5 separate regions of the Homo sapiens genome follow, and regions 1, 2, 3 and 4 are each linked to region 5. Evidence: chromatin loops called from intact Hi-C (ENCODE). Cell type or tissue: Caco-2. All regions are shown on one strand.

Evidence for each region. Peaks named below come from ENCODE experiments on the same cell type or tissue, not always from the same donor. Only the 100,000 strongest peaks of a DNase experiment are listed, where the experiment ranks them.
Region 1: it touches region 5 in a loop (2.5-fold over the local background); 8 of 110 quality-filtered maps call a loop at or near these places.
Region 2: it touches region 5 in a loop (2.3-fold over the local background); 2 of 110 quality-filtered maps call a loop at or near these places.
Region 3: a loop joins it to region 5, with 2.6 times the contacts of the local background. A loop is called at or near these places in 8 of 110 quality-filtered maps.
Region 4: it touches region 5 in a loop (2.3-fold over the local background); 4 of 110 quality-filtered maps call a loop at or near these places.

Annotation. Positions count from the first base shown.
Region 1 is chr12:15,977,106-15,982,105 of GRCh38, forward strand. The region is part of intron 5 of DERA (deoxyribose-phosphate aldolase); the gene reads left to right. Among named protein-coding and RNA genes, the nearest start is that of DERA, 68 kb to the left of the region's middle. In Caco-2, CTCF peaks have their summits at 2,183 and 2,392; DNase peaks (open chromatin) are centred at 1,727 and 2,206.
Region 2 is chr12:16,290,382-16,295,381 of GRCh38, forward strand. No RefSeq gene overlaps it. Among named protein-coding and RNA genes, the nearest start is that of SLC15A5, 15 kb to the left of the region's middle. In Caco-2, no CTCF peak of the experiment used is centred here; no DNase peak of the experiment used is centred here.
Region 3 is chr12:16,187,873-16,192,872 of GRCh38, forward strand. SLC15A5 (solute carrier family 15 member 5) reads right to left here. Exons shown (of 9, transcript NM_001170798.1): 9 at 613-1,943. The coding sequence ends at 1,796. All of the region lies in intron 1 of LOC101928362 (a long non-coding RNA gene), which reads left to right. Among named protein-coding and RNA genes, the nearest start is that of SLC15A5, 87 kb to the right of the region's middle. In Caco-2, a CTCF peak has its summit at 2,135; a DNase peak (open chromatin) is centred at 2,189.
Region 4 is chr12:15,908,855-15,913,854 of GRCh38, forward strand. DERA (deoxyribose-phosphate aldolase) reads left to right here and starts at 2,478. Exons shown (of 9, transcript NM_015954.4): 1 at 2,478-2,560. The coding sequence starts at 2,530. RefSeq lists enhancers at 2,168-2,912, 2,913-3,656 and silencers at 2,336-2,395, 2,416-2,765. In Caco-2, no CTCF peak of the experiment used is centred here; DNase peaks (open chromatin) are centred at 2,417 and 3,237; H3K4me3 peaks cover 2,223 bases.
Region 5 is chr12:16,345,291-16,350,290 of GRCh38, forward strand. MGST1 (microsomal glutathione S-transferase 1) reads left to right here and starts at 2,355. Exons shown (of 4, transcript NM_020300.5): 1 at 2,355-2,420. RefSeq lists enhancers at 1,445-2,374, 3,305-4,234. In Caco-2, no CTCF peak of the experiment used is centred here; a DNase peak (open chromatin) is centred at 2,331; H3K4me3 peaks cover 2,290 bases.

The sequences.
Region 1 (5,000 bases), 370 kb before region 5:
CATTTTATGCAGCTTTTTTCCCCTAGAAGAATGAAAACCAGGTCCTAGGATTCTAATGCCCATCTGTCAAGTGAGTAGTTTGAACTAGAAGGGAGTTGACATCCTTCTACGTTCTGAGTTTTGACGAATCTGTTGCTCGAAGCACTGCAATGTATTTCCCTGGGAATATGTTGTAACTGCAGTGAGTGTACACGTGCATGCATGTGTGTGTGTGCTGGGATAGAGGCAGAAAATTTTGAGGAAATACAGTTTTATTCCACGTATGAAGACATGACTCCTCCTCTCTGTTCTATAACTGACCCACAGTAAGATTTGGAGCAAGTCATTTATCTCTCCACATCTCACTTTTCTTTCTTTCTTTTTTGAGATGGAATTTTGCTCTTATTGCCTAGGCTGGAGTGCAATGGCGCAATCTCAGCTCACTGCAACCTTCGCCTCCCAGGTTCAAGTGATTCTCCTGCCTCAGCCTCCAGAGAGTAGCTGGGATTACAGGCATTTGCCACCATGCCTGGTTAATTTTTTGCATTTTTTTAGTAGAGACGGGGTTTCACCATGTTGGCCAGACTTGTCTCGAACTCCTGACCTCAGGTGATCCACCTGCCTTAGCCTCCCAAAGTGCTGGGATTATAGGCGTGAGCCACTGCACCCAGCCTACATCTCATGCTTCACATGGGAAGTGTGGAGGTAACTGCAAATTGTCTCACGATGGATGGTTAAATAGCGTGTGGAGAACACTGAGCATTTTTGAGGGAAGAGGCTTTGAAAACGTAGGGGATTTCTCATCCTTTAGAGTAATTATTCCTCATGAAAAATTTTTTGGAAAGGGCATCTGTTGAACTTATTGCTTCACTTGTAATTTCCTCTGTGTATGTGGTCTAGCAGCAGTTATAATAACTCCATACCCCACCATTGTCCTTTCCTACCAACATAGGGGAAAACCTGCTCATTCGTTTTTCCATTGTTTGGCTTATTTGTATTGAAAGGAAAGTGTCAGCTGAGTTTGTTAAAGGACATAATTTGAGATTGACTGGGTTACATTTCAGCCATCAAGCCACTTTGATTAGCATATGTCATTCATCTAGTTTCTGAGGTGTCTATCATGGTACTGTCAAAGTCCTCAAAACGACCTAAACACTAATAATGCTTCTTTGTGGTTTCTATGGCTTGTGTTGGAGTGAAGTGGTCTATTTTTTCTTATATGTAAGACTGGCAAATTCTAGTTGTGCTTTCATAAGTATTAGGACAGTGCTTGCTATTTTTTGTTCGTTAAAGTTATTTTTGGGTTTCTGGAAGTGTATAAGGGAAAATATGGGAAGCTAGTATTGAATGATTAACTGCCTACTAAATGCCTGGTTCTATTCTAGCAACATATATTATTTAATCATCACAAAAATATGTGAGCAAACTGAGCCTCCCTAAGTAATTAGGCTTAGAGAAATCGAATAATTCCTAAATGTTTACACAACTAGCAAGTAGCAAAAATGTCTTATCTCAAGAGTCTGTGCTATTCAAAGTAGCATGGGTTCTTAGCTTAAAAACAAACTTGTTTGTGATATATAGTAAGCCGTTTCCCCCAGACTGTTTTTTTAGGGGCCCAAAGAGGTTTTATTTTATGTTCTTCAAGGAACATAGATCATGGTGTCCTCTGCTTTTGTAAGTCCCTCTGTAATCTGAGCCTGATAAGCACTGAATAATAACAGGAACACCATCACTGCTGCCACCAACAACTTTGAAAACAGGAACTGACATTCCTTGAGCATGAACAATGTGCTGGATATTGTCCTTATCTATTCGTGTGTGTTAACCTGTTTGAAAATAACTCCGTGAGGTGTGCATACTTCTATCATTCCCATTTTGTAAATGAGGAACATGGGACAGGTTTAGAGTTAAGTAACTTACCCAAATCAAACAATAAACTAGTAGTAAAGTTGGGGTGTGAATCCATATACTCAGGAGAATCCACATTTTTGTCTACAATACTATACTTCTTCAGTAAATATTCATGAGTTGAAGAAAACCAATTCTGATTAAGTGAAGCTGAAAGGGAATTTATTATATTAGGAAGACATAAAGAAGCTCACTGAATAAGTAGGAAGCCTTGCTTGGAAAAAAAGCAGGACCATGAGGGAATAAGGAGCAGAGAACACAGTCAGATTGTGCCACAGGAAGAGCTTGGGCCCAGGGCCACTGCTGGTGCTGCTCCTACTGGCCAGCACAGGTACCACACTGTTGGCTGGTGGCTGGCCCCTGGGACACTGGACTTTTGGATCTCCTGCTATTGCTGATGCCACAATAATAAAGAAAATATCTAACTATTCTTTCATCTTTGCCTCACTCTTTAAGATTCAAAGGCCTGAGTAGAAGCAATCACTTGATAGAGCCCAGGTCACATTTTAAAAAGACCAGATTTGGTATAACTTTTGATTTAATTGTTCTGATATATTTTGGGCAGAATGGTAACAGAAAGAAATGACAACTTTCCACCTGTTGAACCTTAAAGATTAAGATATTTTCTCAGAAAAACTTGATCCTGTTATGTGGTAAAATAGGCCAGTAAAATGATTTTAGAAATTGGCAGTTAAAGAATGAGAAGACATTGGTTGCATATTTGTAAATCCAGTTATGCTCTAAGTGACCACTTGCAGTTCATTCTGTTTGGATCATGGATTAAAGAGTATAACTTCCAAATGACTGAATCATAAAATACCTCTGGTTTTCGTGGTTAATTTTAACTATACTTCAAGAAATTCACTTGGCATCAGAAGGTAGTACTCTAGAAAAAGGATGGTGTTTTTTTGTTCACAAATATGGTCGTGATCAGTGTTTTAAGAATTTGTTTTACAGGCCAAAGTTCACTTTAACAACTGCTGTAATAAAATACTTTCCAGCCTTGTCTGATGGCTCACTGATTGTAAGCAGTAATCCAACAGAACTTTGGTTACTGGAACTGGGTCAGGCCATGAAATAAGATTTGACTTTTATAACACAACACTTAGTGGAAATTCATTTTACTAGAATTCTGAACTTAATAATTAAACTTTTTGAGTGCTTATAACATGTCAGGCAGTATGCAAAGTACTTTGTATATCTCTCTCTCATTCCTGGTAACCCTGTAAAGTAAATATTATTGACACTTTAAGGATGGAGCTGATGCTGACAGAAATAACTTGCCTAAGGTCCCACAGGAAATGATGGAGTTGGGTTTTAAATCTGCATTTGTCCTACTCTAAAGCCTGCTTTTAATGACAACACTATTTTGTGGAAGAAAATCATTAATTAAATCACAAGTTAACTTGGATTAGCGTTCTTGGATTTTTAGATCAGAAGATTTTCCTTGTCACTTGTTCTTAGAAAACAAGTTTCTTTTTTTAGATTCAATAACTTAAGAAATGTCATTCCATCCAATTCATTCTCTGAATTAAAAGAATATAATTTTTTTTTTCGCTCCATAGTCTATTACTATTTTTAACATTCTTACACAGGTTGTCATATTGGAGGCATAAGTAGGATGATTTTCTCCCAGGTTAGGTAGATGGGCAGGGTAAGGTAGGTGGTGTGGCATCTCAGATCATCCCTAGTACTCAGAACTGCACGTTATTAAGGATCTGTGAAAATAGTCTGTTCTTTATTGAACCTTCTGTGGGTACCATCTCTCAGTGGTAACAAACTTTCTAAACTTACTGAGCATCTTGGAATAGAATATTTGCTTTCATTTCTCTTCATTTTTCACTTCTGAGCTTCAAGTTCATGTTTTCTGTGATTGAGAAGGCAAGCTTTATTTGGCTGTTATAACTTGTGGTTTTAACTGAGACTAATTTTTCATTTTTCTAAATGTACTTTACTAAGCCTGTGAATTATAGAACTCTCATTTTAGCTTTAAGAAATGCTTACCCCAACCCTTATTATGAATGTTTCCCTCCTGCTTGGTTTACTCTGTATGTTTATAAAACTACTTCCTATGGGCCGGGCACCGTGGCTCACACCTGTAATCCCAGCACTTTGGGACGCTGAGGCAGGCGGATTACCAGATCAGGAGATCGAGACCATCCTGGTTAACACGGTGAAACCCCGTCTCTACTAAAACTACAAAAAGTTACCCAGGCGTGGTGGCAGGCGCCTGTAGTCCCAGCTACTCGGGAGGCTGAGGCAGGAGAATGGCGTGAACCCCAGAGGCGGAGGTTGCAGTGAGCTGAGATCACGCCACTGCACTCCAGCCTGGGTGACAGAGCAAGACTCCATCTCAAAAACCAAAAAACAAAAAACAAAAAAACCTACTTCCTATGAAAGATACTCAAATACAAAGGAAAGAAAAAGCCTTGGTCTTGTTACCATGGCAGTAGCCTGAGTTCAAGAAATGATAGTGGCCGGCCTGAAAAAGCCAAAATTCACTAGTATCATTGACAAAAGACTTAAATAATTTTTTAAAGATTTAATACACATGATTTTGGTCTAATTTGCTTACTAAAATCCTGCTACCTTTCATGTAAAATGTTACCTTGAATATGAAATATGAAATAAATCTGGGCCCAATGTGGAACCCTCCAAAGCCAGATGTGGTACTGGGGTCATGGGCTCAGGGGTTAACAGATTTAAGGCAGCATCTCTGAGCCTCCCTGCAGAGATGGCTTTGTACACATGCGTCCAGCACTACCTGGCCAGGCCTAACACTTTTTAGTCAGATATATAAACATACTCTGGCAGGCAGTGGGGCAAGCTGCTGTGTCTTTATTGTCATGAACATAACTCTCAAGAAAGGTGTGCTTTATATCCAACCAAAGAACCTATTACTTGTGAATGGAAGAATTAATAAGAACCTAAGATTTTTTTTTATTACTTTGCAAAGGGGTACACCACTGTATGTATGGTAGCTACATTTGTTTTTTGTTGGAAGCAACCATCATATGGACAAGACAGAAATTATTTATAATTTGCATGTCATTATGATATTTAAAAAGCTCTATGTCTCTGGACCTCAGGCCAGGGCTTAGAAACGGTTTCAT
Region 2 (5,000 bases), 55 kb before region 5:
CATTTTGGCCAAGTCCTTTATGTTACATTGTTATACAGCTGAAGATCTGAGAGGTAAATTGACTGGTCTAAGCTAACTTAACTAATTAATAGGTTGTTCTGCAATAAAATTCACGCCCCTTGGCTGCTAATCCCATTTTTTTCTTCAACATTGTAATTGGATAAAAATCTGTCCTAGAGCTTTGAAGTTTGAGTATCTTAAAAATTAGAAATTGACTTGGACCAATAGAGTGTATGCCTAATCAAATCCATAATGCTATAGAAATGCTTTTAGACTTAGTTCTTCCACTATCTACACAAATTCGCACAATTAACTTCTTAGGACCTCAGTTTCTTATACAGTGACTTAAGGGCTTTGGATTAGATGATATTTAAAACACTCCAGTTTTCTGAGTCTAAGTTCCCTTTCTAAAGACCCTGGAAATTTACAAGAAATAAATCTTTTTCACAGTAGTAATAGAATCATCTTCCTATAAATTTTACTTTTCATATATGTAAACTATGCACAGGGCATAAGTAAGATTTAACCATTTTGAAAGATTCAATTACCATGGTTATGGCTAGATTTCTATCTTTGTAGTACCCTCCCTGTGGATCCAATTTGAGAGATGGACACAGAGGAAAGCAAAGGAAGAGCTACTCCATCTTTCTCTCTTCCTGCACTCCATAGTTCAAAAATTATCCCTGGCCTTTCAAAATGTATACAGAAGAAAAAAAAAACAGAACATTTAAAAATATATAGTTATAAATAGCTCTTTGGTTCTGATTTCATTGTTTCTTCAAACTCTGCACATTTTATTCTGGGGACTTTATTCACACACATGTAATTACCTGAGCTAAGCAATTTTTCATACTTTTCAAGGCTCTTGCATTATTGCACCTGTACGACGACGGCTTTATAATTCAGTAGTAATTGAACAGCAATTATTTTCCATGATGCATGTACATTTTTATATCAGATTGTTGGCAGATATTCTTTATGATGTCGTTTTCACTAATGAGGAAATTAGAGTAAGTTATCTCATAGAGTGAGATGTCTTTTTCTGACTCATTTCCCAGCTCTTGACATGGATTTTAGAAAAGTTTGTATATTGTAAAACAGCATATACGAATGGGAGCAACATTGGTTCTGGATCTATGGGGGCCAGGAAGAGCAGTGAACTATTTTATAGGTCTAGTAAGGTCCTGTCTGTTCCATCCATATGATGGACTCTGACAGCAAATTTACATATGCATGAATGTAAATATTTAGATTGTAAAATTCTAAGAGAACAAAGACCAAGCTTTGTACTACTTTTAAGCTTTTCATCATGCTCACTCAGCCTAGTATAGGTCCTCAGAAGGCACAGACTGTCTTAATCGTTTGGCATAAGACAAGAGAGCAAAGAGCTACCATAATTATCCAATAAACTCAGGCACCAAATCATTTTGATCGAGACCATTTGCAGCCAACAAAATTCAACATTTTTTGAGCACTTGCTATGTCAGACACTCTGCTCGATGGTGTGGTTTCTAAGGTGAATAAGACCTGATTAACTTTCATTTTCTTTAAGCAAGTATGTTATGTTTTAGATATGCCATATGTATACATATAAGCATGATAAGATTACTTCATTCATTCAAGAAACATTTATTTAACACCTGCTGTAGGCTAAAAAATGTACTAAGTAGGAGGGACCCAAAGAGAAAGACATGGATTTTGCCTTCAAGGAATTCATAGTCTCAGGGTTGAGACAGAAATAAGTACATATAAATACAATTAGAAAACCGTGAAAATTGTTCTCAGAGAGGTACGCATGGGCACTGTGGGATAGCGGATGAGGTGCACCTTAATGAGATTGTACAATAAAAACTTTCTGGAGAAAGTGATGTCTGCATGAAATCTCAAGGAAGAACAAAGGGTTGTCTAGGACAAGAAGGTAAAGCACATTCCAGGAAGAGGGGAGAAAGGGCAAAAGGCAATGATATGTGAAAGCAAATAGAAATTGAGAACGGTAGATACTTTTAGCTAGTTCTAGAGCATAATGTGAAGAGAAGGAGTGGTGAGAAATGATTTAGATGGGACAAAATTGTGGAGAGCCTTGCCAGTCATGAAGAGTTTAGATTGTATTCTCAGCTCAGTGGGAAGCCATTAAAAGTTTTCATCTGAGGATTAGTGGGGTCAGAACTACATTCTAGAGAACAAAGGGAACATTTTTCTAGCAGCAATGGGAAGAATGGACAGGAGGTCATAGTAACCGGGTAGTATGGAACTAATCTTTGTGATAAGTGATAGGAGCCTATTAACAGGCATTATAGGAAACGGTACAGATTGGTGAATCATTAAGGAGGGAAAATTTACAAAAATTTCTGACTGATTTAATATCTGTGCTAGGGGAGGGAAAATCAATCTTGATTCCCAGATTTCTGGCTGGAGAAATTTCACAGTGCCATTCCCTGAGACACAGATGAGTGAAGACGGTGGTGGGTGGTAGGAGATTGGGTGGGGGTGAGGGAAAAAATGAACCAAGTGTTGATATATTGCTTTGGGAAGCCTATGGGACACAGAGAAAGAGATGCCCAGACAGTTCATGTCTGAAGTTGGGGAGACCAACCTGGGCCAGAGATACAGATTAAATAAGAATCATCTGTTTACTGATGGTAGAGGGAGCCAGACATAAGAGTGGTCGAGGTCACTAAAGGAGGGTGGGAAGAGTAAGACAAGGGAAAAGCAAGGCTTCTTGGAGGATTTCAATATTTAAGACAGAAAAAACATTGCTTATGTGGGAAAGTAGGAAGAAATGAGAATGGCAGGAGTGGTATTGCCAGGTAGACTTAGGAAGAACTGAATAGTCAAATGTGAAGTTGATAATAATTAAAATGTACTTATTTGATTTAATAATAACCAGGATATTGATGTCTTTGGTGAGGGATAAATTTCATTGGTACATTCAGTACTACACTCAAGGTATTTTTAAAGTGCTCAGGAAGACGGAGAAGTTGATGAATTCCCCTGAGATGAGGAGACATTCAGGTGATATTTGAGCTGGACATGAAGAAAGTGGGAATTTGTTACGTGGAAAAGGTAAAAAAGTGAATTCCATCCAGAAAAACGACCTGAGCCTAAGAAACGTGATATATTCGAGTCGAAGTTTGGCTTGAAATAACCTGACCCTACCCCTTTCTCCAAGCCTCCAATTTTCCATGTGTACCCCATTGATCAAAGTTAAGTAGAAGGAAGTTGTAAGAGAGTTTCAGAAACAGTTTGCAGAGGTCAGCCTCCCAGTTATAGATAGCAAAATAGAGGAAAGGCTGGGAATAGACCTGAGAGAAAGTAATGCTGGAAATAAAGAGAAAAAGGTAAACTCAACAAACATGTCGTAGGTATCAACATCTAAATATGTTAATTATGTGGACAGGGCCAGGAATATTGGGCCCGGAGGGATATATAGACAGTGACTGCATATTCCCCCTGTCTCTGCCTCCTCTGCCATCGCACACTTATTTGGGTGAATGATGTTTAACTGGGATGGAGAATACAGAGGAAAAAGCAGGTTGGGGTCGGATATTTAGCTTGAATTTAGGCATGCTGGTTAGTTACTGAAAAAAATTCAGATCATGTTAAAAATACATCCTGGGGCACAAGAATATGAATGATAATGATGTTCATTTGGGAATCATCAATGTATAATCATTACAGCCAGTGAAATAAGTGAGGTCATCCAGGAAAAAATGTGTATAGTAAGAAATGAAAGGCCACCAACAACAAACCTTGTGAGAGACCCACACATTTTGGATTAGATATTTCTAGTATGTTTTCATTACTCACCCTTCTAGATTCTGATGTCACTGTGGCCAAAGGTATTCATAAGTAGCTAAGGGAAATGGAAAATCAAGTCTGTTCTAACATTGCTAGGTATTCTAATGTTTCTTTTAAAAATGAATCTTCTACTACTGAGAGAAAAAAAGGTTTGATTAATTCTTTATTTGCTGTATTTTTATTTTTCTTACATAAAAACCACAGTAATGATTTGAGACACATCATTTCATCATCTCATTTCCAGATACCTCCTTTTTGGGGCTTGTGTACATCTAGTCATACCCAGTTAATCTACTTTTAAAAATATACTTTGGGCCTTACTTTGGCCACCTCTACTGAGAGAAATCATTGACTGTTTCTTGAATCTCTTTATGCTATGCTGACAGTCTCCATTTAACACCCAGAGAGCACAGAGCATTTAGTTGTTGCATTCCCTTACATTTGCAATTCATTTTCTGTGTCAATTCATGTGGTTGATATTATAAAAATCATTTTAAACCTAGTTTAACTTTTCTTTTTTAACGTTTGGCTTATTCATAATTTTATGAGCTATAAATTTTATTGCATTGTGAATTGCTTTTCCCATCTGCAGATAATGCTGAGGAAGTCCTTGGAGGAATTGCTTAGGATGTGGTAGAAAGTGAAAAGAAAGGGACTTCTGTTGTGAATTGGTACATGTTAGGCCAAAATGTATCCTTGAGTAAAAAATAACCAAAGAGGAAAGATTTGGGCTTTGTAAATCTGGTTTTATTTGAAGTATTCACTCTAGTTGAACAGGTACACTCTGTCCACAACGTGCAAAATGAATCTAAAATTTAACACAATTGCATGCTTTACTGAAACAGCTCTAACTAATTCAAATGAAGTCCTTCTCAGCTAAGGATTTTCTTTGGTGTGAATTATCCAGAGAAGCTGTCAATAAGAATTAAAAAATTGGGAAAATGCAAGATTCTATTTTTCTTGTGACATGCTGACTTAGTCTTGGTACAGATTAAGACTGGGGTTATTAAGGTCATACCAAATATTTATCGAGTGTTGCAGGATTCTTCATGCCCATATTTTATCATTAAGACAAGGCAGAAACTAAGTGCCAGAAATATGTATGAAAAAATTATATTGATTGGTTTCATGTTGGGTTTATTTATATTGACAAAGTCTAAATGACGCAAAGGATATTGAAGAAAAAGTGCGATGAATTTTAG
Region 3 (5,000 bases), 160 kb before region 5:
GGCAGTAGAGAAGAAACTGCTGTGTGAATGCATCCTGTTCCGAATGGAAGCCTGTGTAGTTACTGCAATTTAGCTAATCACGAGTGTCAACGCCAACGTGAGGATTCTAAGCTCTTTTGGTGTTTGCTTTGGGTCAACTTTATAATTCTGTAGATCTTTCAGCTCTAAGGACAAGTGAAACCACAATGAGCACCTTTTTCTATTATGATGTAGAAATTAAGGAGATGAAGGCAAATTTGTGGGGAGGGGGAGAACAAAATAAAGCAGGCTCCTTTTCTATCAGTAAGAGGGACTAGAGCTTCTCACTTGTACTGAGGTGAAGTGTTTAAAGATTTCTTGCTCTTGTGAGTGTTCATTAAACCCAAATTGCAAACTTGGCATTTAACCTTTTGCAGCAAGGAAAGCTTCTAAGGAATATTAGGGGTCTGCCTCACTGTTTTGCCAGGAAACAATTGCTAAACAGAAAGGATTTGAAAAAGTTGCAGGAAACGAATTTATGCCTGTACCAGCAAGTCTTTTCATTTGTCCTCAAACAAAAAATAGTTTGAGTAACAGAAACACCTGGTGCTTTACAGCTCCTCTTTTGCAATTAAAAATGCGTAGCATACCTAATCAAGTTGAGTAAATCTTTTATTCTACAGACCTAAAATATTTTATGTATACACAAGGGAGGTGCATAATTGCAGAATAATTTGCAGTCAGCTGATAAACTCACCTGTCCTATCCAACATGAATTGTCCTGGAAAGCAATGGCTTTTAAACCTTAGGGAACATGAGAATGATTTGGGTGTGCTTATTAAAACCACCAATTGCTGGACCCCAATCTCAAAAAAAGATTTGAGTTAAGGCAGTCTGTATAGGGGCCAGAAAGATTCACCTGTAGCAAGTTGTCCTCAACCAAATGTTGACAAATACTGCTACTGAGAAACAGACTTTAATTTTATTTGATTTTTTAAAAAATGAGTTTCCACATATTTTTGCTTATGAAAGAAGAAACTCTTAGAAGATAATTTTCTGAATGCATCTGAATTGGCAGTGGAGACCGAAAGATGTTATTCATATAATTCCTTTAAGCATCTCTATTTGGTTTGGTCACTTACCCTCCTCTCAGCCCCCTCATTTTATCTTCCCTAATTTCCTTCTTTCTTTTAATTCCAATAATTCCATAACTTACATTTATTTTTCAACTTTTTTAGTATGCGGACATTCTCTTTGTTAAGGACATCTATTTTAGTAATACTGCTTTTAAATTCAGAGAAAATGTCCTTAATGAAGTCATATTTTGATAGCATAATATTAACAGCAAATATAGAAAATCATGTATATGTTTATTATTTACTCAGTTATATACAGTATATGGTCACAATGTAATAAGGTCACGTGTAATAAGGGATCACTAAGTGTATTGAAAGAGAGTATATTAAAATACTGTCATTTTGCTTCTAATGACTCATTAAAACTCCAAAAAAAAGGTCATACGCTTTCAATGGCTGAACCATTGTAGAAAGCTGTAAGGTATTATTGGTGTATAGAAAACTGTCATTTTTTTTGTCATAGAGTAATCACTGAGACTTTGAAATTATTTTATTAATTCTAATGCTATAACATGTTAATGCAAAAGCATGACAGTTTACTAGAAAATTCATAATTAGTCTTTGTAAATAAAGTATACAGATGATATTTGTAAAATCACCTCTGTATATATTGGCTTTTACACTAAAACACATAAAATGCTCAACTGAAGAAGAAAACAATGAATACTGTTCTCATAAGACAGGTAGACTCAAACACAGTTTCATAGGGCTGTCTCCCAAAGATCAATACTTGAAGAAAATTCCTGTATACTGCCATAAAATTTCAGAGATTTTTCGTGGAGGAGAAGTGTTTCTTCAAGATTACTTCCACGGATGTTCTGGGCATTAAAATGATTTAGATTACAATATCTAAAAAAGAAAGAAAGAAAGCTTTTCTTAGGACCAGATGTAGATGAATTGATAAATCATTTGCTTCCCTCCTGCGCTTGTCTACCTTTTATGATGGGCTCATAGATACTGGCACAACAGTGACGATTATTTAAGAGCACTGCTCACCAAAACAGCCTTTTTAAAAGGACAAAAGGAGTTTTTGTGACTTAGTAAAGTGTCTCATAAGGACCTTTAGGTGGCGCTTTTTAACAACCTGCTACGCTGTCTTCAGTGCTGACAGAGAGATGGTGAGAAGGCTGAAAGCCTATTGACTTGACAGATTTCATGGCGGTCAGGATGCATAAGAGGTTTACTGGGAATTTGTAAATTCAGTGCTGAGATTATGTGGAAAGCACCATTGTCAAAGAAGGAGTCTATGAATATATTTCTAGAATGTGCACTCTCCATCCCCAACCTCCAGAAAAACCTGCCTTTCCAGTGTCTTCTAAGTACCAGCCCCATGCAAGGGTGGGATAGAATCATCCCATTTCACAGATTAAGAAACTGAAGTTTCCAAGAGATTAAATAACTTGCTTAAGGTTCATAGAAATAGTAGTTGGCAGAGTTTGGATTTGGAACCAGAACTTGATTATTCTGAATCCTGGCGCTTTTCCTCCATGGCATACTGCCTCTAAAGACAAATTACTTTCTTAAACACTTTCGGGTAAGTTCCAGCAAAATAGGAACTTCAAATTGCTTTATTCACTGCTTTATTCCCAGTGATTGATACATAGTAGATGTTCAATAAATATTTGTCAAATGAACAAATGAATATCGGCTATAAGTTTAATTTTATCACATACACATAAGTTTCAAAAATAGATGGGGTCAGTCATCTATTTTTGATTTGTGAAGGTTTCAAAAGTTAATTTTACCTTCTTTTCCTTCTCAGTACATTACTAAAAATAACTGTAACTGTAACTCTAAGAGAATGAATACTGCCTGAACAACTCTGGTCATTTGTCTCTGATTTATGTCACTTTCAATAATTCTTACAGCATAGACACAAAAGATTACTAGAATATTTGACAAAACAAGTGCAATATCAACTTTATAACATGTGTTTCACAACACTGGAAGGACAGTGGTGTTAGTTATAAAAACAAACACTCTCTGCCCACTCCCTCTCAAAACACCTGAAATTTCTTTTTATTTTAGCACCAAATGTGGGATAGAATACATATTTATATAAAGCACTGTAGACATATTTACTTTCATCTACCTACTTCCTTCACCCCTAAACTGGAAAGCCTCGAGTATGACATGTCACTAATGCAGTATTTCAAATTTGATTGTGGAGGGGTTGTTTTCAGTTTCTTTGATGTGGTACATGTGACAGGTAAGTCTGGCCTTATATTTATGGATAATTCCTAGCTTTATGCAGCTGGGGATTTGAGATAATGTCCCAGTAACCCTCACAAGATTGGTTTGGTTCTAGGACTTAACAATAAGATTGTATCAGACTAATATGAACTTGGCTGTGGGGGTGTCTAGGGTGCTAAAACAGACCTCATCCTACCTGTATTTTGGTGAGGATGTTGTTTCATAATTAATACACTGTCCTCAAGATCTTGAGGACAAGAATAAGTTGGGACTGCCTTGTTCTTGATAGATTTGCCACTATTACCTGGCTGTGAACAGATACACCTTTGGGTTTGATAAAAAATGGGATTGTGATTGCATATGTGCTGAGATTAAATATGATTTGACTTGTAAGTAATGTGTTTCAATAATGCTGTCCCTGGGACATCGGTACTTTTCCCCATTTCTTTGCATGCTTATTGTTCATTAGTGTTTGACAAAAATAATCAGTATAGAAAAAAATCGGAATCATGCGCTCCTCACTGCAGACACTGGTCTTTCTCTCTCAGGTTTCATACTGTGTCTTGCTTAACTCTTCTGACTTGGCCTGTCCAATCCCAATGGCCAATAGGTCCCCAAGGCAGCATGTGCTTTGGCATTGATGTCATTGGTTCTAGCTGCTTAATCTCTGGAGGCAAATTTTCCAGAATCTCCTTACTTCTGACATGTGACATCCATTCTTTTCCTGTGGGGTGCTCGTCAACAGGTGGTAGTGGGTAGAGTTATTTTAACTGAAGGAAATAGTTTTCTCCCAAACCAAGTTAGGAATTGTCAGAGAGCAAGAAGGCAGCTCTTCTATGGCACCTGGAGGCAGCATAGTATAGAAGTGTAGAAGCATGGGCTTCAGAGACAAATTTGGGGTTGAATCCTAGTTGTGTGAACTTGGTCAGTTTATTTAACTAGCTTTGCACTTTAGTTTTTTGATTTATAATGTAGAATGAGAAGATCTATATGCCAAGAAGGTGGTGGGGAGTAAGTGCAGTTGTTTGTGTGTGTATAGCATGCCACCCAAGAAACACAGGCTGCTCAACACATAGAAAATTAATTTCTTTCCTTCTTGCTTTGTTTCTTCCTCTCTCTCTATCTTTATTCCCTCCCTAAGAAAGTATGCAGGAGAAGAGAAAGTAGATAGGAGATGGAGAAGATTTGGTAAGAATCAGATTCATTTCTGAATGAACTTTACATTTTTACTTAGTCACTTCTCATCTTTGGTTCCTCCAATCTCTGGTGTGTTGTATATTTTTATTCTTACCTCCTCCTCTGCACTCCACGCCACTATTTCTCACTTCTTTACAGGAACTCACTAGTTCCACAATCAGAGAGAAGGAATCACACTTGAATATTTTAATTTGGGCCCTAGATGTTAGCTCCATGTAGACTACAAGTTTGCCTGTTCAACTCTATTTCTCTATTGCCTGGAACAATGCTTAGCATGTTGGTTGAGTGTATATATTAATGAGTAAATCCCTGGGCTAATAGATTCTGGGTCCAGTGCCATTTCTACCTGAACTCTGTGCATGACTGCGGTCATCTTGGCCACACCTCAATGTAAGTCTAGGAGAAGAATAAAAAGGAGGAAGAAGAGAGCATATGGCTAGGCATAAGACCATTATAATTACAATTGCTAACACTTCAGAGCATTTACTCATCCTCACAAAAGCCTTATGATACAGT
Region 4 (5,000 bases), 440 kb before region 5:
CTCTTGTAAGAGTCAGTTTGGGCTATGGCTCCAGATTGGCATGCATAGTTTATTTTCCTCTGCTTCTCATTGGTGGTTCTTTACGTTTAGTTTGCATAAACATTGTTTGAAGAAATATTAAAATTACAGATTCCAGGGTCCTAGATACTCTGATTGAGTAGGGCTGTGAGGAAGCCCAGAACTGCTTTAGAAAAAGCTCTTGGGTGATTCCCATGTAGTGGTCTATAGCTCTTTCTTTGAGGGGACTTGCCTTAGGGATACTTCAGAAGTTTCATAAGGCAATAAATGTAAAAGGAATCTTCACAAAATGAAATATAGGAACATTTCTCTGTGAAAGAAACTCATTTTTTGCATACTATCCCTGCTGTCTCTCCTAATGTTGCCAAATTAACATACTTTTAAACTGCAGAGATTAATTTGAGATTAATACATTCAACAGGTCCATTTTAGAAAAAGTCCTTGAGAAATTCTTGACTGATACATTGCTAAAACATTGCTTTAAGAGGCTGCCCTAATTCTGATTTTTCAACTAATTTAGGATATCACAATTTAAAAACAAACAAACAAACATTTATGTAATGAATGGTATGGAATCTGGTTTGGAGTTGTGTTTACTTCTAAAAATAGAATTTCATGTATTGCCTTTGTATCTTCTAGAGATGTGAATGATCTCCAGCCAGAGACCACCAGTAACACACCTACAAGTGGACAAAGTTGTGTTTATTGACATTGTAACAAGGGAGAATGCTTGCCATGGGCACCTAATGTGAGGTGTCTCAGTAAGAGGATGTTAGAAACTACATAGGATTTGGGCCTGTCGTAGGTGATTTGGGGAAAGTTCAAGGAAGGATCTGGACTGGATGATGGTAGGAACTGGTGATAGTAGTGCATCTTAATTCTTATCTAAAACATAGGAATGGAGTGAAGCTAGAACTGATTGGTAAAGAAGTCATAATAGCTAGGATAGGGGCTATTTGAACAATATTCATGGTTTTCTATTATCAGACATGATTATGATTATGTTTTTGTTGATTCATTGTGGTCACAATGGCCTTGGCTGATGCTGTGCTGTGAAATTGTATACGTTTAACCAGGGAAAACCATGGTCCAGTTGTGAGTTTCAGGCCAGCTCCAGGCTTTCAGGGCCTGCTTTTCTCTTTTTCAAGGTTAATATAAAAAAGAAAAGTGCTATAGTATGTATGAGTAAGATCTACACACATCCGAAACATTCAACAGTGGCTGTGTGTGGACAAGGCTGAAAGCTCAATGTAGAGGAGTATACAAATATTACTATTCCTATTTAAAACAGCTCAGTAATTACTGTGTGAACTTGACAATAACATTAACAGCTTCCATTTTTTAAGTATCTACTGTATGCCATGTTATGTACTAGGTGCCTTGCATACATTCAACAGCTTTGCAAGGTGAACATATTTTGATCATCTCCACTTTACAGGTAAGTAGACAGACTATTATTTCCAGAACTGCCAAGTTACATTTATTAAATGGAAGAGCTGGTATATTAATGGGTTCAGCTCATTTTGAGCTCACTGTATTTCCCCTATACCAGGATGCCTTTCTATTCAGAACTTTGATGTCTAAAGTTACAGCAATGGAGATAAAATACATTATTGGCAGGATTGTTCAGAGACTCAAATGCTATCATACATCTATATATGATGTATGAAAGCACCTAGCACAATAACTGGCTCATGGTAGACAAATCATAACTAACTGTACTGTTTTCATAGCAGAGGTGCCTCTAAACGTGAGTACAGATAAGTTAACTATATTGAGATTGTGGAGTGACTCGACGATTTTAACCTCTTGGTCACAGAGAAATCAGGCTGAAGCATTTTACCTTTATAGAATCATAGTATTTTGAAGAACCAAGAAATTGTCAAGGTCTTCTTTTACAGATGAGAAAAATGAAGCTCGGAAAAGCAGTTAATTTGCCCAGGGTCACACATTTAATTATTGCCCGAGCTTGGCTAAGAAACCAGGTCTTCTGACTCCTAAGCCCTTGCCTTCTTCAGGCCACATAGCTGCTTCTTTTCATGATGTGTAGATTAGAAAAGTCAGTGTGCCCCGGGGCCCTTGATTGCACCTTGGTTTCCCTAACAAGGATATGGGATCCCTGCTGACATTTCAGACCTTAAGTTGCAGAGCTCTGCACTTGGATCTTCTTCCTTCTTGTTATATAATCTTACAGTTAAAAGTTTCTAGGAATATTTTTATTACGTGCAATTGGCAACTTCAGTATTTTTTAAAGGGTGTTGGTAGCATTATTTCCGGGAGCTACTTAGCGCTCCGGTTCGGTACCTCGTGGAGAAGACGGGGGAGGGGAGCAGCGAGATTTCCTTGCGGAGCAATATTCCTAGGGTACAGACCTCGTAGCCCGGGCCCGCGACTCCGCCCCGGGAGCGGGCAGGGGCGGGGCGAGCGCTCCAGCTGGCGGGAAGGAGGAAGGGCCGGGCGCGGCGCAGAGGCGGGCGCCTACCAGCCGGCAGCTCCGGAGCTGCCCGCGCCATGTCCGCGCACAATCGGGGCACCGAGCTCGGTAAGGGGCCCGCGGGGCTCCCCATCCCCTCTCCCTCGCGTTCAGCGCCGCCGGGACTAGCGCGGGGCCTGCTGCCGCCCAGTGCCCTGGCTGTGGGTCCCCGAGGGGTTTTCGCTGGGGCGGGAAGCAGTGGCGTCTGGTCAGCCCTCACCCCAAGTAAAGGCCGAACCCGGCACGTTCGCGCCGCTTGTCTTTGCACCTAAGCTTTTACTCTTGTATGCGGAAGGAGTAGGAAAGGGTTAGATTATTATCTTCCTGCCTTTTCGTTCACTCTAGCTCGCTGGTTGGAAAACCCAACAACCCAAAAAACAAAACCCAAAACAAACAACCCCCAAGCAGGTAAAAACAGATAAAAACCTTCTTTCTCCTCCTTTTAATAGAATACTTGTGTAATTTAATGCAGTATTTCCGTAGATAATTTTAACCGTAACCTTGAAGTGGCCGTGCTCGTGGAAAAGTTGTCAGCCGTCTGTGCTCAAAATGTAACACTGCAGATTCATGGGATTTTAGAGTTACAAAGATTTGTTAAAGTACCTGTATTATTTCCCAGTTTTCATCTTTTTTTATATTGTTCAAATACTGGCAAGAAACCTTAGTTCAGATTTCTTTTTTTTTTTTTTTTATTGATCATTCTTGGGTGTTTCTCGCAGAGGGGGATTTGGCAGGGTCATAGGACAGTAGTGGAGGGAAGGTCAGCTGATAAACAAGTGAACAAAGGTCTCTGGTTTTCCTAGGCAGAGGACCCTGCGGCCTTCCGCAGTGTTTGTGTCCCTGGGTACTTAAGATTAGGGAGTGGTGATGACTCTTAACGAGCATGCTGCCTTCAAGCATCTGTTTAACAAAGCACATCTTGCACCGCCCTTAATCCATTTAACCCTGAGTGGACACAGCACATGTTTCAGAGAGCACAGGGTTGGGGATAAGGTCACAGATCAACAGGATCCCAAGGCAGAAGAGAATTTTTCTTCAGATTTCTTAACATGTGAAAAATTTATAATTCAAACAGCAAAACCATGATCAAGAGAAGGTTTAAGCGTCTCGTTTAAGTATTATAGCTTGGATATCTGTGTATCCAGGATCTTTAACTTCTTACCTGTGTGACTTCGGACAAATTAATAACTTTGCGCTTAAGTTTCTTCATCTGTAAAATGGTTATTTTAGTGGTAGTTACCTTATAAGGCCGTTAGGAGATTAAATAGGATACATGTAAAGTAGTTTGGTATATTGTGGACACCTAGTAAGTCTTCAGTATAGATAGTATTAGTATATGGAGTTATGGTTTTAGGGGCTAATTTTGAGAAAATTGGCTGTAAATTATATGTAACACATACAGGTAGGTCCTTTTCGCCCTCCTTAAAAGTGACTGGTACTTAAACAGTCTGCACTTCCAAGAGGTGTTCTGGATTTTTTGTCGAATGGTAAGAGAGTAAATCTATCATTTTAAAGACAGTTGATTTACTAACCTGGTTGATTTTGTTTTAGTCACTGTCCTCTAGCTGATTATGTTTTAAACTCTAGTCCTATCTCTGGAACGTGGTCTTTAGTAATAACGGCATTATTTCTTAGATTGGAATATCCTTGAAGGTGGTGGATATGGGGCAGGTTTGGGGTGGTGTCTTACCTGGGTATTCCCAGGAATATGACCATGTGACTATGCATACATCAAGGATGTGCCCTAAATTTCCCAAAACTTAGACATTTTAAATTTTTCTTTCAAAAAACATAATTGAACCATTTTTAAATTTATTTATTTGCAGTAATTAGAATCAATCACTTCCATTCATTTGTTGAAAAGTAATAGACATAAATAATTGCCAGGTAGAACAATAGTAAATGTGGTTTTTATGCAGCTATCGAAATGATCATAGCTTTGTATTTATTATCTTATTTGTTAAAATCAGATTTTTTTCCTTCACGGGTATTAATCCTTAATCCAAACAGGTTTAAACTGAAATGCTAAAATAAGTTATTTGAATTAGGTACTAGGGAAAAAAATCTTTCAGTATTAATTTATGCAGTATATTAACTGATGATTTTTAAAATAGTTTTCTAATTGAAAGTCTTTTTAATAAACATCGTAACTAATTTCTAAAATAAATTAACATTTTTGCTTCCCTTTTCTTATTACAAAAGGAATTCATGGTTATTGTAAAAATTCTAGAAAATACAGTTAGCACAAAAATGTTGTAATATTATTACTAGTCCAATCACTGTTATTTATGATTTGGTGTATGTACTTCTAGTTCATGGACTTAAAAAAACATTGAGTTCCTTTGAGACTAAACCTGACCCTCATGATTAAAAAGTCTTTAAGGAAAACATTGGCATTTGGATGTATGAAAGATGTTTTCCAAATAGGGAATGTACCCTCTAGCTTTCATATTAGAGGATGGGGCCCAGCATTCTGAGTTTTAACAAATCCTGTGGGTAGTACTGAAGC
Region 5 (5,000 bases):
GCTCTCCTCACCCCAAATCAATGACCTTTTAAACTGTTTTAATATTTACTAGGGAATTACTTGTTCTGAGGCTTGGATTGAGTTTCTCTAAAAGATGGTATTCTAGAATTTAAATGGTGGTGAGAGGAAGGGTTGAAAAGCTGAATCCATTCTTTTACCCAGACGAAACTAAGCTGAATAACAACTCTCTCTCTTTCTCAATCATTTAAGAGCTTATAACAAAGATGAATATAAAGTGTCAATTATTTTACAACTTTTACCTGTTACCGCCCTAGTTCACACCCCAACTGTCATTCTTATTTCTAAATGGAAACTTTCCTTCCACAAGCTTAATGGCAACTTTTTACCTTTTTGGCCTTTGTGTTTACTAGATTGTAAAATCCTGGAGGACAGCTCTTTGACGTTATTTATCTTAGTTTTAGATTTTAGCATCAAACCAAGTACATTGCATTCATTTAATAAATGTTTATTCAATTAAACCAACTGCTAATATTCTACCCAATACAGTGTCATATATATATCCGTATGTATATATATAATATTGCCTGATACACACAAACACACACACACATATATATATGTATGTAACAGGCAATAATTGTTCGTGATTTAGTGATAGTAGGAACTCAGTATTTATTCATTGATCAATTAATAGTTTGAACACATTCTATATTTAGAGCATTAGATGAGTCAAGTGCTACTTTCTTTTTTAAAAAAATGTTAGAACCAGCTGGACGCAGTGGCTCACGCCTGTAATCCCAACACTTTGGGAGGCTGAGGCAGGTGGATCACGAGGTCAGGAGATCAAGACCATCCTGGCTAACACAGAGAAACCCCGTCTCTACTAAAAATACAAAAAATTAGCCAGGCGTGATGGCAGGTGCCTGTGATCCCAGCTACTTGGGATGCTGAGGCAGGATAACGGTGTGAACTCGGGAGGCGGAGCTTGCAGTGAGCTGAGATCGCGCCACTGCACTCCAGCCTGGGCTACACAGGCAGACTCCGTCTCAAAAAAAAAAAAAAAAAAATGTTAGAACCATTCAACTAGCATTCTGTAGACCAAATTATCTAAACAGTAGCTCTCCTCTTCCTTTTTCTGCCATGTTATCCATAAGATTTGGCCTGTATCACCTTATAATAAATGAAGAGAGTCTTAAATTCTTATAATACCAAACTCCTTTGGAGAGAATTCAGAATAGATTTATGTCATCTCAAATTCTATCCTATTCCAGTTAATGTTACAGACAGATTCTAGTATACTTTACAAAGATAGGTGAATAAGTAGAGTTTTGAAAAGATACAGACATAAAAGTGAAGAACAGATGCCTTCTGATGCTAGATTTTCCAAAACTCCTACTGTTATGCTTATATAGAAATCATTCTCAGACCTTCCTTGGATTAATTTCTGTTCCTAGAGCAAACTGGTAGTTATTTCTTTCTTTAATAGAACATGAACTTGTCCATCACATCCTAGAAAGTTAGTCCTAGGGATATCCTTTAAAGCCTAAAGGAGTAAATTAAGAGCAAAAAAAGGAAGTAGACCTTGCAACAGGTGGTGAGTGTCTGAGATATAGCACTAGGAGAGAAATAATATAGATTGAAAACAGAAATCCTTAAACATTTCTCATATAAACCCATGAAAGATAGATCCATAAATATTGTGGGGACTATGGGGACTAGGAAGCTTGGAAGTATCCCTAATCTAGATAGTGATGGTAGGCTAAATATCTACGGCTTCCGTAAACGTTCCTCTAAACCTCCCTGTAAAAAACACACTAAGCTGATTGTGTAATGAGCTGATCCAGTACAATTGCCTCCAATTTCATTCTGGACCCTGAACAGGAGGGGACATCGTGACAAAGCAAATTGTCTGGTATCATGAATTTGGAACACCGTAAGTGATCTTTACTGAGGGTTACATTCTGTCATTGTCAGCCTTTTAAGGAGGCCTTGCCACCAGCGCAGGGGAGGTGAAGTCTAAGGGAAGGTAATATTGTCAATGCCTGCTAATTAGTTCTACCCTGGAGATTTTAACTTTCTGCGAAGTTTTTAAAAACAACTTCCAAAACTCTGCTGATCCTGAAATGTTCGAGAATTCAGAGTTCCTAGACAATGGCTACTGTCCCCCTTCCCACTGATTAGGGGAGTTGGCATTTCAGGAACCAGAGTTTCTAAGGGCGCCAAATAGAAGGGCTCAAAGGGAATCAGCAGGCGATGGTTACTGTGGGCGGGTAAATCAGGTGATTTAGAGGAGGGGTTTGGCGAGGTTGGGGTCGGGCTTTAAACGTGGGAGGGCTAATTAACAGGAGATTAACTGGAGAGGGGCGGTGCCTGCGTCCGGCCCGCGCGGCCACAGTCCCTGCATTGCGCGCGACCCGGCGGCGGGACAGGCTTGCTGCTTCCTCCTCCTCGGCCTCACCGTGCGTACTGGGAGGGGAGAAGGGGACCGCATGCAAAGGGTGGCAGGCAGGGAGGGCCAGGGTGGGTGGCAGATGGAAGACTTGGGGGGGTCTCTGCCAGCTGGAAGTGCTTGGCTCCACTTAGCAGCTAAACTTAGCTTTTCAATCGATCGCTTTTGAAAGGGAATTGTATTTCTGTCCCCGTGCGGGTAAGTTTTCCCATTTCTCAAACTCCAGGAATGAAACGAGAGAGTCTTTTCATGCTTGAGTGATGATTTCCAAACTTAGCCTTTTCAAGTCAAAGTAACCTCCTGTTTGAAAGGGTCCCTTGAACTCTGGGGAAGGAGGAAAAGGCACGTGTAGTAATGGAGGAAATGCCTGTAGTTTGAACGACTGCTGTTCTCCCCAAGAGTGCAAAAGCCTGCGATGTCTCAGGTTTCATGGGCATAGTGGCCTTTATGCCTATTGTAAGGCAGGATTTGCTCTTCTGAGTTCACTTTGATAGGAGAAACATCAGCAAGTTTTAAAATAATACTAAATAATACTACTGCTAATAATGCTAGCTATCGAAACAAGAGGATGTGGGTTAGATGATAATATTTTTGTGTGATATTATAGCCAGTGACAAGAGAGCTAAGGGTGAGCCCCTTGGGACGGTTCTCACCTGTGCCCCACTTCCCCAGTCTGGAGGAGGAAGCCATGTGGAAGGAGAAAAGGAGAAGGGAACTCTCTTTTTCGGGAATTAAGGTGTCATATATTGCTCTAGCTGGCTTGGGACAGAGGAGAGAGGAGTGCATGTAAATCTTCTAGTCTCTCTGCTTCTCTTGAAATGTGGCAGTCTGAGCTCCACGTTTATATTCCCCTATTTCTTCTCCCTAATTTCTTACCCAGTGAGTGCTGAGTGGGTGCCCGCAAGCATTGCTGTATAGCACCCAGGCCTCCAGTGAGCAATCCTTAAAGCCCAGTTTTCCTGGGGTCCCAGCCTGCTGTGAGTCCCAGCCTACACCTACCTTTTGCATATGCTTTTCTTGGCCTTAGGATAGTACTGGACTTTGTTGTCCTCTGCTGTTTCCAAAATAAGAGGGCTATGTGTGCGATTATCTTTGGTAATTAAAAAAAAAAAAAAAAAAAAGGCAAATCAGTCCAAATTTGGATATTACCCTCTCTGGCAGACGAGTAAAATTTTTCTACCGCTTTGTTTTAGAGTGGTGTCTATGAATCCCTGAGATTGGAAAAGGAGGTCAGGTCAGCACAGAGAAAGGCCTTACCCCACCACTCTCCCGAGAGGCACCAGCATTTCACCTGCAGCCTCTGGGCTCTGAACCCCACTTTGCATGAGACCACATAGTGGGCTGAGTCTGCAGCCACCACGATGCCTTCAGGAAATGCTAGAATTCATCTAGAGTTCCAGATTAACGTATCCGCAACATGGCCACCGAATTATCTTTTTTCTTTATCTCATGTGTAGTGTTTGTTAGTTTTAGAAGGTACAAAATTGCAGAGTCATGGCCCTGGGGATGCGTGCCCAGATTATTCATGTGTTTCACAATATTGATGCAGAAAGGCTGGCCACCTCATCCTGAGAAGAGAACTTTGCTCATTTTGGCCAAAAGCCTGTAAAGGGAAAGGGCGTTCCTCAACTGAGAAGTGAAGATTCTTCTCTGCTAGATAGTACGGGGGTTTGGGGGGAGGGGTAGAAAACAGGAATGAGATTTGACAAGGAAAGGCCTCCAGAAGACCAGAGCTGTTGAGAATTCTTAGCCTTGATGGTGGGTAGCCCAGAGGTAAACACTTGAGAAAACTAAGTTGCAGTCTTGGTCTCTCCACTGTGAATTTGGGTCATATTACTCACTACTTTTCTGGGCCTTAATTTCCTTACATACTAAAGGTAGAAAAAAATATTATTTGCTCTACCTCAGGATTTTTCGGGTCAAGCGAGATAAAATATGCAAAAGCTTTTTGAAAATTCTAAAATCCTCAGTGCCTAGAACAGCGCCAAAGTCGGAAGTTTTTTATTTACCAAACACACAGCATTTAACAGGTCCCAGAGCTTCTTTTTTTTTTTTTTTTTTTGAGACGGGGTCTCGCACTGTCACCCAGGCTGGAGTGCAGTGGCACGATCTCAGCTCACTGCAAACTCCGCTTCCCGGGTTCACGCCATTCTCCTGCCTCAGCCTCCCGAGTAGCTGGGACTACAGGCACCTGCCACCACGCCCAGCTAATTTTTTGTATTTTTAATAGAGACGGGGTTTCACCATGTTAGCCAGGATGGTCTCGATCTCCTGACCTCGTGATCTGCCCGCCTCCGGCTCCCAAAGTGCTGGGATTACAGGCATGAGCCACCGCGCTCGGCCCCCGCTTTTCTAACTTTATTCAGCTAAGGCTCACAAGAATCCAGTGAAATGGGAGTTCTTATTCAACTCCTTTCACAGGTAAGGTGAAGAGGTCCCAGAGAAGTTAAGTTACACTTACTAAGTGGCAGGGTCGAGATCCACCCGAATGCCAATCTAGTTCCAGAGTTTTGAATACTTGACACTCTACCCCATGTCCTCTTATGAAGAAGTCACCTCCACATTAGGGGACAGAGCTCTGGTCTCTGGC